Regions from separate parts of the Homo sapiens genome. Here region 2 is linked to region 1. A link is an interaction called in ENCODE POLR2A ChIA-PET data of the cell type or tissue named here. Cell type or tissue: A673. All regions are shown on one strand. Region 1 overlaps GALNT1 (polypeptide N-acetylgalactosaminyltransferase 1). Region 2 holds the start of LOC105372064 (a long non-coding RNA gene).

The links. Peaks named below come from ENCODE experiments on the same cell type or tissue, not always from the same donor. Only the 100,000 strongest peaks of a DNase experiment are listed, where the experiment ranks them.
Region 2: POLR2A ChIA-PET joins it to region 1 with 10 read pairs; 2 of 35 experiments call an interaction of 5 or more read pairs at or near these places.

The regions. Positions count from the first base shown.
Region 1 is chr18:35,624,109-35,632,108 of GRCh38, reverse strand. The region is part of intron 1 of GALNT1 (polypeptide N-acetylgalactosaminyltransferase 1); the gene reads right to left. Among named protein-coding and RNA genes, the nearest start is that of MIR3975, 36 kb to the right of the region's middle. In A673, no CTCF peak of the experiment used is centred here; no DNase peak of the experiment used is centred here.
Region 2 is chr18:35,726,096-35,734,095 of GRCh38, reverse strand. LOC105372064 (a long non-coding RNA gene) reads left to right here and starts at 3,240. Exons shown (of 5, transcript XR_935377.3): 1 at 3,240-3,414. In A673, no CTCF peak of the experiment used is centred here; no DNase peak of the experiment used is centred here.

The DNA of each region.
Region 1 (8,000 bases):
TCACAATATTGCTTCTTCCTATCCATGAGCATGGAATGTTCTTCCATTTGTTTGTATCCTCTTTTATTTCATTGAGCACTGGTTTGTAGTTCTCCTTGAAGAGGTCCTTCACATCCCTTGTAAGTTGGATTCCTAGGTATTTTATTCTCTTTGAAGCAATTGTGAATGGGAGTTCACTCATGATTTGGCTGTCTGTTATTGGTGTATAAGAATGCTTGTGATTTTTGCACATTGATTTTGTATACTGAGACTTTGCTGAAGTTGCCTATGAGCTTAAGGAGATTTTGGGCTGAGACGATGGGGTTTTCTAGATATACAATCATGTCATCTGCAAACAGGGACAATTTGACTTCCTCTTTTCCTAATTGAATACCCTTTATTTCTTTCTCCTGCCTGATTGCCCTGGCCAGAACTTCCAACACTATGTTGAAAAGGAGTGGTGAGAGAGGGCATCCCTGTCTTGTGCCAGTTTTCAAAGGGAATGCTTCCAGTTTTTGCCCATTCAGTATGATATTGGCTGTGGGTTTGTCATAGATAGCTCTTATTATTTTGAGATATGTCCCATGAATACCTAATTTATTCAGAGTTTTTAGCATGAAAGGCTGTTGAATTTTGTCGAAGGCCTTTTCTGCATCTATTGAGATAATCATGTGGCTTTTCTCGTTGGTTCTGTTTATATGCTGGATTACATTTATTGATTTGCGTATGTTGAACCAGCCTTGCATCCCAGGGATGAAGCCCACTTGATCATGGTGGATAAGCTTTTTGATGTGCTGCTGGATTCGGTTTGCCAGTATTTTATTGAGGATTTTTGCATCAATGTTCATCAGGGATATTGGTCTAAAATTCTCTTTTTTTAAAGTTGTGTCTCTGCCAGGCTTTGGTATCAGGATGATGCTGGCCTCATAAAATGAGTTAGGGAGGATTCCCTCTTTTTCTATTGATTGGAATAGTTTCATAAGGAATGGTACCAGCTCCTCCTTGTACCTCTGGTAGAATGTGGCTGTGAATCTGCCGGTTCTGGACTTTTTTTGGGTGGTAAGCTATTAATTACTGCCTCAATTTCAGAGCCTGTTATTGATCTATTCAGAGATTCAACTTCTTCCTGGTTTAGTCTTGGGAGAGTGTATGTGTCGAGGAATTTATCCATTTCTTCTAGATTTTCTAGTTTATTTGTGTAGAGGTGTTTATAGTATTCTCTGATGGTAGTTTGTATTTCTGTGGGATCAGTGGTGATATCCCCTTCATCATTTTTTATTGCGTCTATTTGATTCTTCTCTCTTTTCTTCTTTATTAGTCTTGCTAGCGGTCTATCAATTTTGTTGATCTTTTCAAAAAACCAGCTCCTGGATTCATTGATTTTTTGAAGGGTTTTTTGTGTCTCTATCTCCTTTAGTTCTGCTCTGATCTTAGTTATTTCTTGCCTCCTGCTAGCTTTTGAATGTGTTTGCTCTTGCTTCTCTAGTTCTTTTAATTGTGATGTTACGGTGTCAATTTTGGATCTTTCCTGCTTTCTCTTGTGGGCATTTAGTGCTATAAATTTCCCTCTACACACTGCTTTAAATGTGTCCCAGAGATTCTGGTATGTTGTGTCTTTGTTCTTGCTGGTTTCAAAGAACATCTTTATTTCTGCCTTCATTTCATTATGTACCCAGTAGTCATTCAGAAGCAGATTGTTCAGTTTCCATGTAGTTTGGTGGTTTTGAGTGAGTTTCTTAATCCTGAGTTCTAGTTTGGTTGCACTGTGGTCTGAGAGACAGTTTGTTGTAATTTCTGTTCTTTTACATTTGCTGAGGAGTGCTTTACTTCCAACTATGTGATCAATTTTGGAGTAACTGCGGTGTGGTGCTGAGAAGAATGTATATTCTGTTGATTTGGGGTGGAGAGTTTTGTAGATGTCTATTAGGTCCACTTGGTGCAGAGCTGAGTTCAATTCCTGGATATCCTTGTTAACTTTCTGTCTCATTGATCTGTCTAATGTTGACAGTGGGGTGTTAAAGTCTCCCATTATTATTGCGTGGGAGTCTAAGTCTCTTTGTAGGTCTCTAAGGACTTGCTTTATGAATCTGGCTGCTCCTGTATTGGGTGCATATATATTTAAGATAGCTCTTCTTGTTGAATTGATCCCTTTACCATTATGTAATGGCCTTCTTTGTCTCTTTTGATCTTTGTTGGTTTAAAGTCTGACTTATCAGAAACTAGGATTGCAACCCCTGCCTTTTTTTGTTTTCCATTTGCTTGGTGGATCTTCCTCCATCCCTGTATTTTGAGCCCATGTGTGTCTCTGCACGAGATGGGTTTCCTGAATACAACACACTGATGGGTCTTGACTCTTTATCCAATTTGCCAGTCTGTGTCTTTTAATTTAGCCCATTTACATTTAAGGTTAATATTGTTATGTGTGAATTTGATCCTGTCATTATGATGTCAGCTGGCTATTTTGCTAGTTAGTTGATGCAGTTTCTTCCTGGCATTGATGGTCTTTACAATTTGGCATGTTTTTGCAGTGGCTGGTACCGGTTCTTCCTTTCCATGTTTAGTGTTTCCTTTAGGAGCTCTCGTAGGGCAGGCCTGGTGGTGACAAAATCTCTCAGCATTTGCTTGTCTGTAAAGTATTTTATTTCTCCTTCACTGTGAAGCTTAGTTTGGCTGGATATGAAATTCTGGGTTGAAAATTCTTTTCTTTAAGAATGTTGAATATTGGCCCCCACTCTCTTCTGGCTTGTAGAGTTTCTGCTGAGAGATCAGCTGTTAGTCTGATGGGATTCCCTTTGTGGGTAACCCGACCTTTCTCTCTGGCTGCCCTTAATATTTTTTCCTTCATTTTGACTTTGGTGAATCTGACAATTATGTGTCTTGGAGTTGCTCTTCTGGAGGAGTATCTTTGTGGCGTTCTCTGTATTTCCTGAATCTGAATGTTGGCCTGCCTTGCTTGGTTGGGGAAGTTCTCCTGGATAATATCCTGCAGAGTGTTTTCCAACTTGGTTCCATTCTCCCCATCACTTTCAGGTACACCAATCAGATGTAGATTTGGTCTTTTCACATAGTCCCATATTTCTTGGAGGCTTTGTTCATTTCTTTTTATTCTTTTTTCTCCAAACTTCTCTTCTCACTTCATTTCATTCATTTGATCTTCCATCACTGATACCCTTTCTTCCAGTTGATCGAATCAGCTACTGAAGCTTGCGCATTCGTCATGTAGTTCTCGTGCTGTGGTTTTCAGCTCCATCAGGTCCTTTAAGGACTTCTCTGCATTGGTTATTCTAGTTAGCCATTCGTCTAATCTTTTTTCAAGGTTTTTAACTTCTTTGCGTTGGGTTCGAACTTCCTCCTTTAGCTCGGAGAAGTTTGATCGTCTGCAGCCTTCTTCACTCAACTCGTCAAAGTCATTCTCTGTCCAGCTTTGTTCCGTTGCTGGTGAGGAGCTGTGTTCCCTTGGAGGAGGAGAGGTGCTCTGATTTTGAGAATTTTCATTTTTTCTGCTCTGTTTTTTCCCCATATTTGTGGTTTTATCTACCTTTGGTCTTTGATGATGGTGATGTACAGATGGGGTTCTGGTGTGGTTGTCCTTTCTGTTTGTTAGTTTTCCTTCTAACAGTCAGGACCCTCAGCTGCAGGTCTCTTGGAGTTTGCTGGAGGTCCACTCCAGACCCTGTTTGCCTGGGTATCAGCAGCGGAGGCTGCAGAACAGCGAATACTGGTCAACAGCAAATGTTGCTGCCTGATTGTTCCTCTGGAAGTTTCAGCTCAGAGGGGTACCCGGCCGTGTGAAGTGTCAGTCTGCCCCTACTGGGGGGTGCCTCCCAGTTAGGCTACTTGGGGTTCAGGGACCCACTTGAGGAGGCAGTCTGTCCATTCTCAGATCTCAAACTCCATGCTGGGAGAAACACTACTCTCTTCCAAGCTGTCAGACAGGGACATTTAAGTCCGCAGAGGTTTCTGCTGCCTTTTGTTCGGCTATGCCCTGCCCCCAGAGGTGGAGACTACAGAGGCAGCAGGCCTCCTTGAGCTGCGGTGGGTTCCACCCAGTTCGAGCTTCCCAGCCACTTTGTTTACCTACTCAAGCCTCAGCAATGGCGGGTGCCCCTCCCCCAGCCTCGCTGCCACATTGCAGTTCAATCTCAGACTGCTATGCTAGCAATGAGCGAGGCTCCGTGGGCGTAGGACCCTCCGAGCCAGGCACGGGATATAATCTCCTGGTGTGCCGTTTGCTAAGACCATCAGAAAAGCGCAGTATTAGGGTGGGAGTGACCCGATGTTCCAGGTGCCGTTTGTCCCTCCTTCCCTTGGCTAGGAAAGGGAATTCCCTGACCCCTTGTGCTTCCCGAGTGAGGTGATGCCTCGCCCTGCTTCAGCTCGGTGTGCTACACCCACTGTCCTGCACCCACTGTCCGACAATCCCCAGTGATATGAACCCGGTACCTCAGTTGGAAATGCAAAAATCACCCGTCTTCTGTGTCGCTCACACTGGGAGCTGTAGACTGGAGCTGCTCCTATTCGGCCATCTTGGAACCGCCCCCCCAATCAACATAATTTTTAAAACCTAAGAAGCTAGCTGTAAGATCAAACCCCAATGTAAGAGAAGTAGAGCCCTAAAGTCATTCACTCCCAACTATCAACTTACCCAAAGTGGTTTTTCAAATGAATTCATATCCCAAATCCACATGTCCCACATCTCCTGTTGAAAAATGAATGTCCTAAAATCAGTTTATTTTAGAATAACTCTATTCTCCCCCCTTAGTCAGCCACCCTGTTCCACTTAACTGTAGGCAGCTACCACCTGAGTGCCAGGATCATGCCTTATTCAGCTTCTTCCCCAATACTGAGCACAGTACGTGGCACAAAATGTGTTCCGTTAATGTCTATTACATGAATTAGTGAGTTAATAAACTATTACTGAGATCCAATGCCAAGCTCAGTGGAAATACAAAATTATCTCTCTCCCTCTTAGGAAACTGTGAGGATCTTAACTTTCCAGGTGGGAAGGCCAAAGACACCTACACAGCACTGTGGGAGACACTGTTTGTTCCTTATCCAACCTTGACATTTTTCATTGCATTTGACCTCCAACTGAATTCAAGTGACCATTCTCTGCTAGGCCACCTATTCCTGACTGGTCCAAGCCAACCACGGTCATTCTATTCCTCTAGCTAATAGAAGTGACCAAATCCTGACTAATGGTACTGAAAGGGAGGTCTGCTGGGAAGCATTCAGAAACAGTTATATCCCTCATAGAGATGTTGAAGGAGAAACTACACTTTTCAACCTTTGGCTATTGTTGGAGAGTACAGAAGTAGTGTATGCTTAGAAGTAATGTAACCATCTTGAGGCCATGGGGGAAGCCATCATCAACATGCCATCAATGACATGCTGAGGATAACAAATTGAAAACATGGAGAGCACGCAGGACCCTCATGATTTCATGGAGCCAGACCAACCCTAAGACCAGACCTCCCAATGTCTGAACTTCTTGTTATGCAAGATGATAAAGCCCTCACTGATTTAACTGGGTATTCTGCTACTACAGTGAAAAGCATCCTGATACACCAATCTGCAACCTATAATTATTGATTTATATAGGTATATATCCTGTCAAGAAAAAAATGAAGATACAAATCAGTGGAGGATCTAAATTAAGGACTCTACTTTTACAGGAGACTGCAAAAAAGCAGAACTTCAATATAAATTTTAAGAGCTACAAACTAGAACCTAGTATATGACCTGCTCATCTTAGACACGGCGTTACTTAGTCTATCACAGAATCACATATCCCTAATTCACTCAAACTTTCTCAAATATGTGCAAAACACTACACTAAGCAGTCTGATGCACACAAACATGAAAAATGTTCAGTCCCTATCCTCAACGAGCTTGCAATATAGAAGGAGAGACAACAAAGTGAGTTTGCATGTCATTTCACAGTTTAAGTCTTTGCAAAAGATGCCGAGAGTTGTGACGGGCTATAGCGCACAAAAAAGAGAAACTGGTGGGGAGAATGACTAGAGAATTGGTATGAGTTAGGAAAAGGCAAAACAATATCTCAAGTGGACAAAACAGTGTGAGTTAAAATAGGGAGGCAAGAAATTGCAGGGAATGTCTGGGGAACAGCAAACAGAAGAATTAATTGGGAGACAGGAGTAAAGGGGTGTGTTCAGAACAGAGGAAATCTTAACTATCATGCTAAAGAGTCTGAAAAGCAAAGGCCAGGTAAGTTACTAATTTCTTCTCATACTTTAATTTTTAATCACACGAAGATTAATGCCAGATCATTACAAGAGAACACTGCGTTGGAGTTTCAGCAAAATATGCATCTTTCTGCCCACTATGAACTCAGACACAGGAAAATACACCGCCTACCAGGGGAGCAGTTTCTGGGAAGTAAAGGATCCAGCAGGAACTTCCTCCAGGCCAGGGGCTCATGTTATTTTCTGGTCATGGAATCCCCCAAATCTCTAAGATTTTCTACATGTTTTTGCTACAACACCAACCTCTCCAATTATCATTCTATTTGTTCTTCCTTTACCATCTTCTGCACAAGAAGTCTTTTTCTCTATCCCTAAGGCAAGTCTTCACTTCAATGAAACCATCTGTTAATCAAGTAACTGTAATGTCCTACCTAGCAACACAAGTCTCTTTCTCAGCTTCATTCTACTTGATATCTTAGCCATCTTAAATTATTTTTAGAATAGGCAGGCTATAAATAAAGCCTCTTCTCTTGGCTCTCAGGGTCATTTCTTGTTCTCCTACTTTTCTGACCATGCTTTGAAGTCTTCTTTATTGGTTCCCTACTCTTCTCCGGATCTGTTCTCAAGACCCCTGACACTATACACATCCTCCCTGGGAATTTCAGCAGTGGCACAGCTTCACCCACCGTGTGCCAGTGGCTTCCATATATGTATCTTTTCCCCGGGACTCTTTGGTTAGATTGTAAACATCCCCAGCATGGGAATTATGTTTTTCATACTTGAGCCCTAAAGATGTTATGAAATGTCTGAAGAGAGCAGAAACTAATCTACAAGACAGCATCTCCACCCCCAATGTTATTCTTTATCTTTTCCTAATGCATTACTTTCCACTGTAGCACCAAGTAGTAATTTACATCATAATGTATCTTAATTAATTTATTAATTATCTTGTAAGCTCCAAAATGACAGGAACTTTATGTGGCTTAATGTTATTACTACATCATCTGGAACAGTACTTGGCACAAGGTAGAAGAGTTCAATAATTATTTAGTAAATAAATAAAAATGCCAGAAAACGTATCATGTGAGAAGGAAGAAAGACAATTGAAATTAAAGCATTTTAAGGTCATTGTGTTTAGGGATAGGGTAGAAAGATTAATTTTAGCTTTTTAAAGAGCAAATATGTTGAGAATTAAAAGGTAACAACTAATTAAATAAAAACAGAATGTGTAAGTTAAAAATCAAAGTTGAAAAAGGAGGAAATAGAAAATCAATCACTTTAAAATAAAATGAGAAAGGAATTTAAAATAATAGAGAAACCACACCTATAGACAGCACAAAATGGTAGAAATAAATCCCAATACATCAGTTATTAAAATTAAGACAAAATGACTAAATATATCTAAATTGTCAAACTGGATTTTTTTTAAAAAGTAAAAGCTAAATGCTATTTACGAGACATACACCAAAAACATAAGGATTCAGAAAAGCTGAAAGTGAAAGCATGAGACACTCACACACAGAAAAGTAGAGGAGCTTATTCTAGACTAATCTACTCACAAATAACAGCAGTTACCAGCCTACACTGTGCAGAGTTACTGAAACTCAAGAAGGAAGTCACAATCATATTGGCTTGAAGCATCAAAGGATGAGATTTGGAACTAGCAGGCAACTGGAAAGTGAGGCAGGAAATACTAGAAAAGTGAGAACCCTAAAATATCTATGTAAACTTCACCACCATCTTTAGTTGAACCTTGAATCATATAACACAGGACAGACTCCAAAGGCTCCAAAGAAAAGGAACATTTAGATAGCT
Region 2 (8,000 bases), 100 kb before region 1:
TAGTCGTCCTGCATGATGATCTGCTGGTCTCAGGGCTTTGACCCTCACTGTTCTCCCACCTGGAACACTGCCTCTACTTGCTCCATGGCTTGCGCTTTTGTGCCTTTAGGTCAAACATCCCCTCTTCATGTAGGCTGTCCACCTGCTCTAGAATGGCCCTGTCTGCTCTGTCACTCTGTCAGTTGGTTTATTTTTCTTCATGGCACATTCTTCATTGTTAACTTGCTGTTTATTTATTTTCTTCCCCCTGCCATGTTAGATCCACAAGGGCAGGGAGTTTGGCATTCTGAGTCCTTGAGCGGTGTGAGACATAGAGGTGGCTCAAGGGTATATTTGGTGGTTTAATGAACAAATAAATGACCATCATCTGCAAATAATGAGAACAAATTGTTGATCTTGATGATGTTTTCTGCCTCTCCTTTCTGTTTCGTGTCCTAATGCGTTGCCAGGAGTGCACTACTGCTTAACTTCCTGAACACTGTCAAGCAGTAATGGTGATAGCAGGCATCCTTGTTTTGTTCTTGATTTAAATAGCAAAGTCTCTAGGGTTTTGTCGTTAAACATAGTTTTAGCTGTTCGTTTGAAGTAAAATTATAGCGCAATAATTTTTTAAGATGTATGTTAAACATATGCTTTTGCAACAAGTTACTAATGTTTTATCCCACATCCGTTGGTTCAGTACATTCATAGATTTTCTATTGAACCTTAGCTACATTTTGAGATAATCCCAACCTGAAGTAAATTGTTCTTTTAATAAAATGTTGAATTCTATCTGGTAATATCATATCTAGAAGTTTTGAGTCTGCAATCATGAGACTGGCTGAGACTTTTCTCCTGCAGGACAGTGTGGCCAGGCATCATGAAGGGACAGAAAGGGCCTGAGGCAGGGCTGAGCAGCATGCAGGAGCCACGTCATGTGGGCCTTATAGGCCATGGCGAGGACTTGCATTTCAATGTGAGTGGGCCAGAAAGGCTGGTTTTGAGCAGAGGAGCAGCATGAGCTGACAAAAGTTTCAAAAAAGTTACTCTGGCTGTGGTATGGAGAATTTTCTGTCCCACGCCAGCTTTTTATTCCTGTGGCTGCCTGTGGTAAGTGAGTCTGTCTTCCTTGGAAGGCACACTCAGGGTGTAGTGTGAAGCCAAGTGGCCTGGGCTTAGTAACAATGGAATTGCTGAAGAGTAAATACTATCTTGTTTCTTTTCACTTTTTGCAGCTTCAAACATCTCTTTGCTAGAGTTAAGCTGAGTCATGTATCGGTTAAGTGGAATCAGATTTACATGCTTCTGCACTGGATCCACTTCCAGCTGCCCAGCTGCAGATGGTCCTTGGTCTGGTCTGGCACACAGCTAGGGACAGTTGCTCCCCTGCCCCTGACACCAGCCCCAGCAGAAGGAAATGATGAGAACAGCAGAAGGGAAAAATCATTTGTTAATGCTATCTCTATCAAGATGTTGTAATTCCCCAATGAGGCAGGCATTTTAGAGAGGACAAGACTGAGGCCTAGATCTTTGGATTTGAACCTGTGGCTATCTGACTTCAAAGCCTGTATTCTTTCCACAATGCCAGTCTCCTCTCACAACTGACCCCTTAACTTTGGTCATTTAAATGGCATAATTATGAATTGAGACCATGTCCCACTCCCTCCCTTTACCCCTGTATAGGAGCTACAGTGCAATGTTGGCCTGCTGTTCTGAAATCTGGCAAAAGCTGAAACTGAGGACAGAAAGTGAAAAGTTCTTTACAGCCTATGAGGCAGGAGCTCAGGCTCCTGGGACTGCTCTGTCTGCACAGCCTTATTTTTTAGAGACTGTGTCATGCTCTGTTGCTGAGGCTGATATGCAGTAGCACAATCATAGCTCACTGCAGTCTTAAACCCCTGGGCTCAAGCAATCCACCCACCTCAACCTCTCAAGTAGCTGGGCTACAGGTACGCACCACCACACCCAGCTATTAAAAAAAGAAAAATTTGTAGAGATGGGGGTCTTGCTATGTTGCCCAGGCTGGTCTCAAATTCCTGGCCTCAAGTGATCTTTCCATCTCATCCTCCCAAAGTGTCAGCATTACAGGTATGAACCACCATGGCTGGCCTTGGATCCAAGTTTATTCTTAAAAAATACATAATTAACCAATAGTTTGTTCCACTGTGTAAGTCATCTTTTCACTTTCTTGATTGCATCCTTAAAACCACAAAACTTTTAAGTTCTGGAGAAGTCCAGCTTATTTGTTTCCTACTTTTGCTGGTGCTTTTGGTTTCATGTCTATGAAGTCATTGTCTAATCCAAGGTCATGAAGATCATGCATGTTTCCTTCTAAGAGTTTTATGGTTTTAGCTCTTATATTTATGTCTTTGATTCATTTTGAGTTACTTTTTACATATGGTGTGATGTAGGGGTCCACCTTCCTTTTGCAGGCAGATACCCAGTTGTCCCACCACCATTTGTTGAAAAGACTATTATTCCATTGTATTTTCTTTGTACTCTTGTTGAAAATCAATTGACCTAAATATAAAGGTTATTTCTAGACTCTGAATTCTGTTCAGTTGATCTATATGACTATCCTCACACCATGTCCCACTCCCTCCCTTCACCCCTCTATAGGAACTACAGTGCAATGTTGGCTTTCTCTATTATTGTAGCTTTGTAGTAAGACCGTAAATCTTAGGGTGTGAGTACTCCAATGTTGTTCTTTTTTTTCAAAATTGTTTTGACTCTTCTGTGTACATTGATTTTCCGTATAGATTTTAGAATCAGCTTGTCAAGTTACGCAAAAAAAAAAAAAAAAAAAAAAAAGACACTTGAGATTTTGATAGGGATTGTACTAAATTTTCAGATCTGGGGAGTGTAAAGAACATGGCTGTGCTTTGGTCATGGATAGGCTGAGGTAAACATCTAGAGTGACTCAGTGAGTTTACAGCACAGGCATATAACTCCACTTGTTATCTTAGCCATGTAGCCATAACATAAGAAGGCTCATCATTTGGCTCTAAGCCACTATTGTCTGTAAAAGGTATTACTGACCTGCTGACACTGTACAGGTGCGCTTGTGCCCAGAGAAGGAGAGAGAGAGCCAGAGCTGTCCGTCTTTGCAGATGGACAGGAGGGAGCCAGAACACAGCTCTGCTCACTTGTACCCACAGAGAGAGAGAAAGAGTTAAGCTGCTGACCCTGAAGGGAGAGCCAGCCATGCAGCTGTGTGTGGGAGCCGCCGGGCTAAGCAGCCAAGACAAGGCGAACAGTGTGACAGAGCTAGTGTGAGTGAGCTGCTGCTAAGAGAGTTACTGAATAAAACAACCTTTCACCTGCCTACAGCCCCCGCAGCGTTCTTTCAGCTATCTGCTCGTCCATCCACTCGCTTCGGACCTCAGCATGAGCTGGAACCTGACTCCAAACAGGACAGAGAGTAGTACCATTGTTGTGAGTTCTATTATTATGTTTTGTTTTATTTTTTCTAATTTGGTCTTGGGGTCTCTTTCTTGACAGTGGCTATAAGCTAAGATAGCCACCCTCTAAGAGAGCCCTGACTGGGGGGATAATTAGGTTCAAGTGTGTCTGTCAGGTGAGACACAATGAGAAAGTGAAACCAAAGTTTGTGAAACAGAAGAAATTTATTACTCACAGGTCCCAGAGAGGTTAGGGGTGCCTATGAGGTGTTGGGACATCTGGAGCCAACAAGAGGTGTAGTGCAGAAGGGGGCAGGCGGGGAGGGTGAGAGAGGAGAAAGTGGGAAGGGGGACTCGTGGTACTATACCTTCATTAAGTTCCATAGGCATTAACCTTTAGGCTTTCTCTCAGGAGTTGTAGACTGATTAGTTAACAAAAACCTGCTGAATGGGGAACTTATTTTTGTGACTCTGGTGTTGACCATTAGGATTTATTGTAGCCAGCAGCTGTGAGCTGTGTTGGGTTTTTGAGTCAGTAGGATGAGGAAAAAGCAGGCTGTACTGGAAACGACCACAAAGGGAGGAGAAATTTTAAAAGCCAAAGGTGATGGAGTACAACTGGGTTTCAAATAACTTACATCAGACCTAAAAATGGATGCTGAGATGCCAAGTATATTAAACAAACTTAAAACAAGCATCTTAATATTAGGCTTTTTGATTCATCAATGTGTGTTTATTTAGATCTTCTTTAATTTCTTTCAGTGATGTTTTTGTTCTCAGCATGTAAGTCTTACACTTTTTTTGGGTTTTTTTTTCTTCAACTTTTATTACAGGTTCAGGGGTACATATGCAATTTTGTTACAAACGTATATTGTGTGATGCTGAGGTTTGGAGTAAATGAATCTATCTCTGAGGGGGTGAGCATAGTACCCAATAGATAGTTTTTCAGCCCTTGCCTCCCTCCCTCCCTCTCACCTCTTGTATTTCCCAATATCTATTGCTCTCATCTTTCTGTCCATGTGTACTTGTTGTGCATTCCCACTTATAAGTGAGAACATGTAGATTTGGTTTTCTGTTTCTGCAGTAGTTTGCTTAGGATAATGGCCTCCACCTTCATCCAATGTTGCTACAAAGGACTTGATTTTGCTCCTTTTTATGGCTGCATAGTATTCCATGGTGTATATGTACCATATTTTCTTTACTCAATCCAGAGTTGATAGGCACCTGGGTTGAATCCATGTCTTTGCTTTTGTGAACCATGCTGCAATGAACATACAGGTACACTTATTTTTTTGGTAGAACAGTTTACTTTCTTTTGACTGTATACCCAGTAATGGAATTGCTAAATCAAATGGTAGTTCAACTCTTGGTTCTTAAGAAATCTCCAAATTGTTCTCCACAGTGGCTGGACTAATTTACTTTATTAGTCTGTTTTCACACTGCTGATAAAGACATACCCGAGACTGGGCAATTTACAAAAGAAAGAGGTTCAATTGGATACACAGTTACACATGGCTGGGGAGGCCTCACAATCATGGCAGAAGACAAGGAGGATCAAGTCATATTTTACGTGGATGGTGATAGGCAAAGAGAGCTTGTGCAGGGAAACTCCCTTATGATACCATCAGATCTCGTGAGACTTATTTGCTATCACAAGAACAGCATGGGAAAGACCCGCCCCCATAATTCAGTCATCTCCCACCGGGCCCCTCCCACAACATGTGGAAATTATGGTAACTACAAGATGAAATTTGGGTGGGGACACAGAGCCAAACCATGTCATTAACATTCCCACTGGAAGTGTGTGTTTCCTTTTCCCCACATCCTCACTGGCATTTGTTGTTTTAGACTTTTAAACAAAGGCCATTGTTATTGGTGTGAGATGGTATCTCGTTGTGGTTTTGGTTTGCATTTCTCTGATTAGTGATTAGTAGTGATGTTAAGCTTTTTTTTTCATGTTTCTTGGCCACTTGTATGTCTTCTTTTGAGAAGTGTCTGTTCATGTCCTTTGGCCACTTTTTAATGTGGTTATTTGTTCTTTGCTTGCTGAATTGTTTAAGTTCCTTATAGATTCTGGATATCAGGCCTCTCTGTTGGATGCATAGTTTGTGAATATTTTCTCCCATTCTGTAGGTTTTCTATTTATTCTGCTGATAGTTTCTCTTGCTGTGCTGAAGCTCTTTAGTTAGGTCCCACTTGTCAATTTTTGTTTTTGTTGCACTTGCTTTTGAGAACTTAGCCATAAATCTTTTGCCAAAGCCAATATCAAGAAAGGTATTTCCTAGGTTTTCTTCTAGGATTTTAATAGTTTGAGGTCTAACATTTAAGTTTTTAATCCATCTTGAGTTAATTTCTGTATATGGTAATAGGTAGGGATCCAGTTTCATTCTTCTCCATATGGCTAGCCAGTTATCTATCACAACACCATTTATTGAATGGGAAGTCTTTCCCCATTGCTTATTTTTGTCAACATTATTGAAGATCAGATGGTTGTAGCTGTGTGCCTTTATTTCTGGGTCCTCTATTCTGTTCTGTTGGTCTATGTGTCCGTTTTTGTGCCAGCACCAGGCTGTTTAGGTTACAGTAGGCTTGTAGTATAGTTTGAAGTCAGATAATGTGATGCTTCCAGCTGTGTTATTTTTGCTTAGGATTGCTTTGGCTATTCGGGCTCTATTCTGCTTCCATATGAATTTTAGAATAGATTTTCTAAATTTGTGAAAAATGTTATTGGTAGTCTGACAGGAATAGCATTGAATCTGTAGATTTCTTTGAGCAGTATGGCCATTTTAATGACATTGATTCTTCCTATCCATGAGCATGAAATGTTTTTCTGTTTGTGTCATCTCTGATTTCTTTCAGCAGTGTTTTGTAATTCTCATTGTACAGATCTTTCATCTCCTTAGTTACTGTATTCCTAGGTATTTTATTCTTTTTGTTGCTATTATAAATGGTATTGTGTTCTTGATTTGGCTCTCAGCTTGAACATTATTGGTATATAGAAATGCTACTGATTTTTGTACATTGATTTGTATTCTGAAACTTTACCAAAGTCATTTATCAGTTCCAGGAGCCTTCTGGTGGAGTCTTTAGGGTTTTCTAGGCGTACAATCATATCATCAGTGAAGAGATAGTTTGACTTCTTCTTTTCCTATTTGGATGCCTTTTATTTCTTTCTCTTGCCTGATTGCTCTGCTAGGACTTCCAGTACTATATTAAATAGGAGTGGTGAAAGTGAGCATCCTTGTCTTGTTCCAGTTCTCAAGAGGAATGCTTCCAGCTTTTGCCCATTTAGTATGATGTTGGCTGTGGATTTGTCATAGATGGCTCTTATTATTTTGAGGTATGTTTCTTCAACGCCTATTTTGCTCAGGGTTTTTAACCTGAAGGGATGTTGAATTTTATCGAAATTGTTTTCTGTGTCTATTGAGATGATCATATTGTTTTTGTTTCCAATTCTGTTTATGCGGTGAATCACATTTATTGATTGCATATGTCAAAACAAACTTGCATCCCAGGAATGAAGCCTACTTGATTGTGGTGAATTAACTTTTTGATGTGCTGCTGAATTCGTTTAGCTAGTATTTTGTTGAGGATTTTTTGTGTCTATATTTATCAGGGACATTGGCCAGAAGTTTTTTTTCTTCATCATCTCTCTGGCAGGTTTTGGTATCAGAATGATGCTTGCTTCATAGAATAAGTTAGGGAGGAGTCCCTCTTCTTTGATTTTTTTGGAATAGTTTCAGTAGGAAAGGTACCAGCTCTTCTTTGTGCATCTGGTAGAGTTAGGCTGTGAATCCATCTGGTCCAGGGCTTTTTTTTTTTTTTTGGTTGGCAAGGCTTATTATTATTATTATTATTATTATTATTATTACTGATTCAATTTTGGAACTCATTATTGGTCTGTTCAGGGTTTCAATTTCTTCCTGGTTCAATCTTGGGAGGTTATGTGTTTCCAGGACATTATCCGTTTCATCTAGATTTTTCTAGTTGTGTACATAGAAATGTTCATAATAATCTCTGAGGAGTTTTTCTTATTTCTGTGGGGTCAGTTGTAATGTCACCTTTGTCATTTCCAATTGTGCTTATTTGGATCTTCTTTTTTCTTTGCTAATCTAGCTAGTGGTCTATCTTGTTTATTCTTTCAAAAAAACAACTTTTGGTTTGCTTGATCTTTTGTATGGATTTTTGCATCTAAATTTCTTTCAGTTCTGCTCTGATTTTAGTTATTTCTTTTCTTCTGCTAGTTTTGGTGTTGGTTTTGTCTTGTTTATCTAGTTCCTCTAGGTGTGGTGTTAGGTTGTTAATTTGAGATCTTTCCAACTTTTTGTTGTAGGCATTTGGCACTATAAACGTTCCTTTTACCGCTGCTTTAGGTGTATCCCAAAGATTCTACTATGTTGCATCTCTATTTCCATTAGTTTTAAATGATTTTTTTGATTTCTGCCTTAGTTTCATTCTTTACCCAAAAGTTATTCAGGAGCAAGTTGTTTAATTTCCATGTAATTGTGTAGTTTTGAGAGATCTTGGTATTGACTTCTATTTTTATTGCACTGTGGTCTGAGTGTGTGGTTGGTATGATTTCGATTTTTTTGAATTTATTGATACTTGCTTTATGGCATG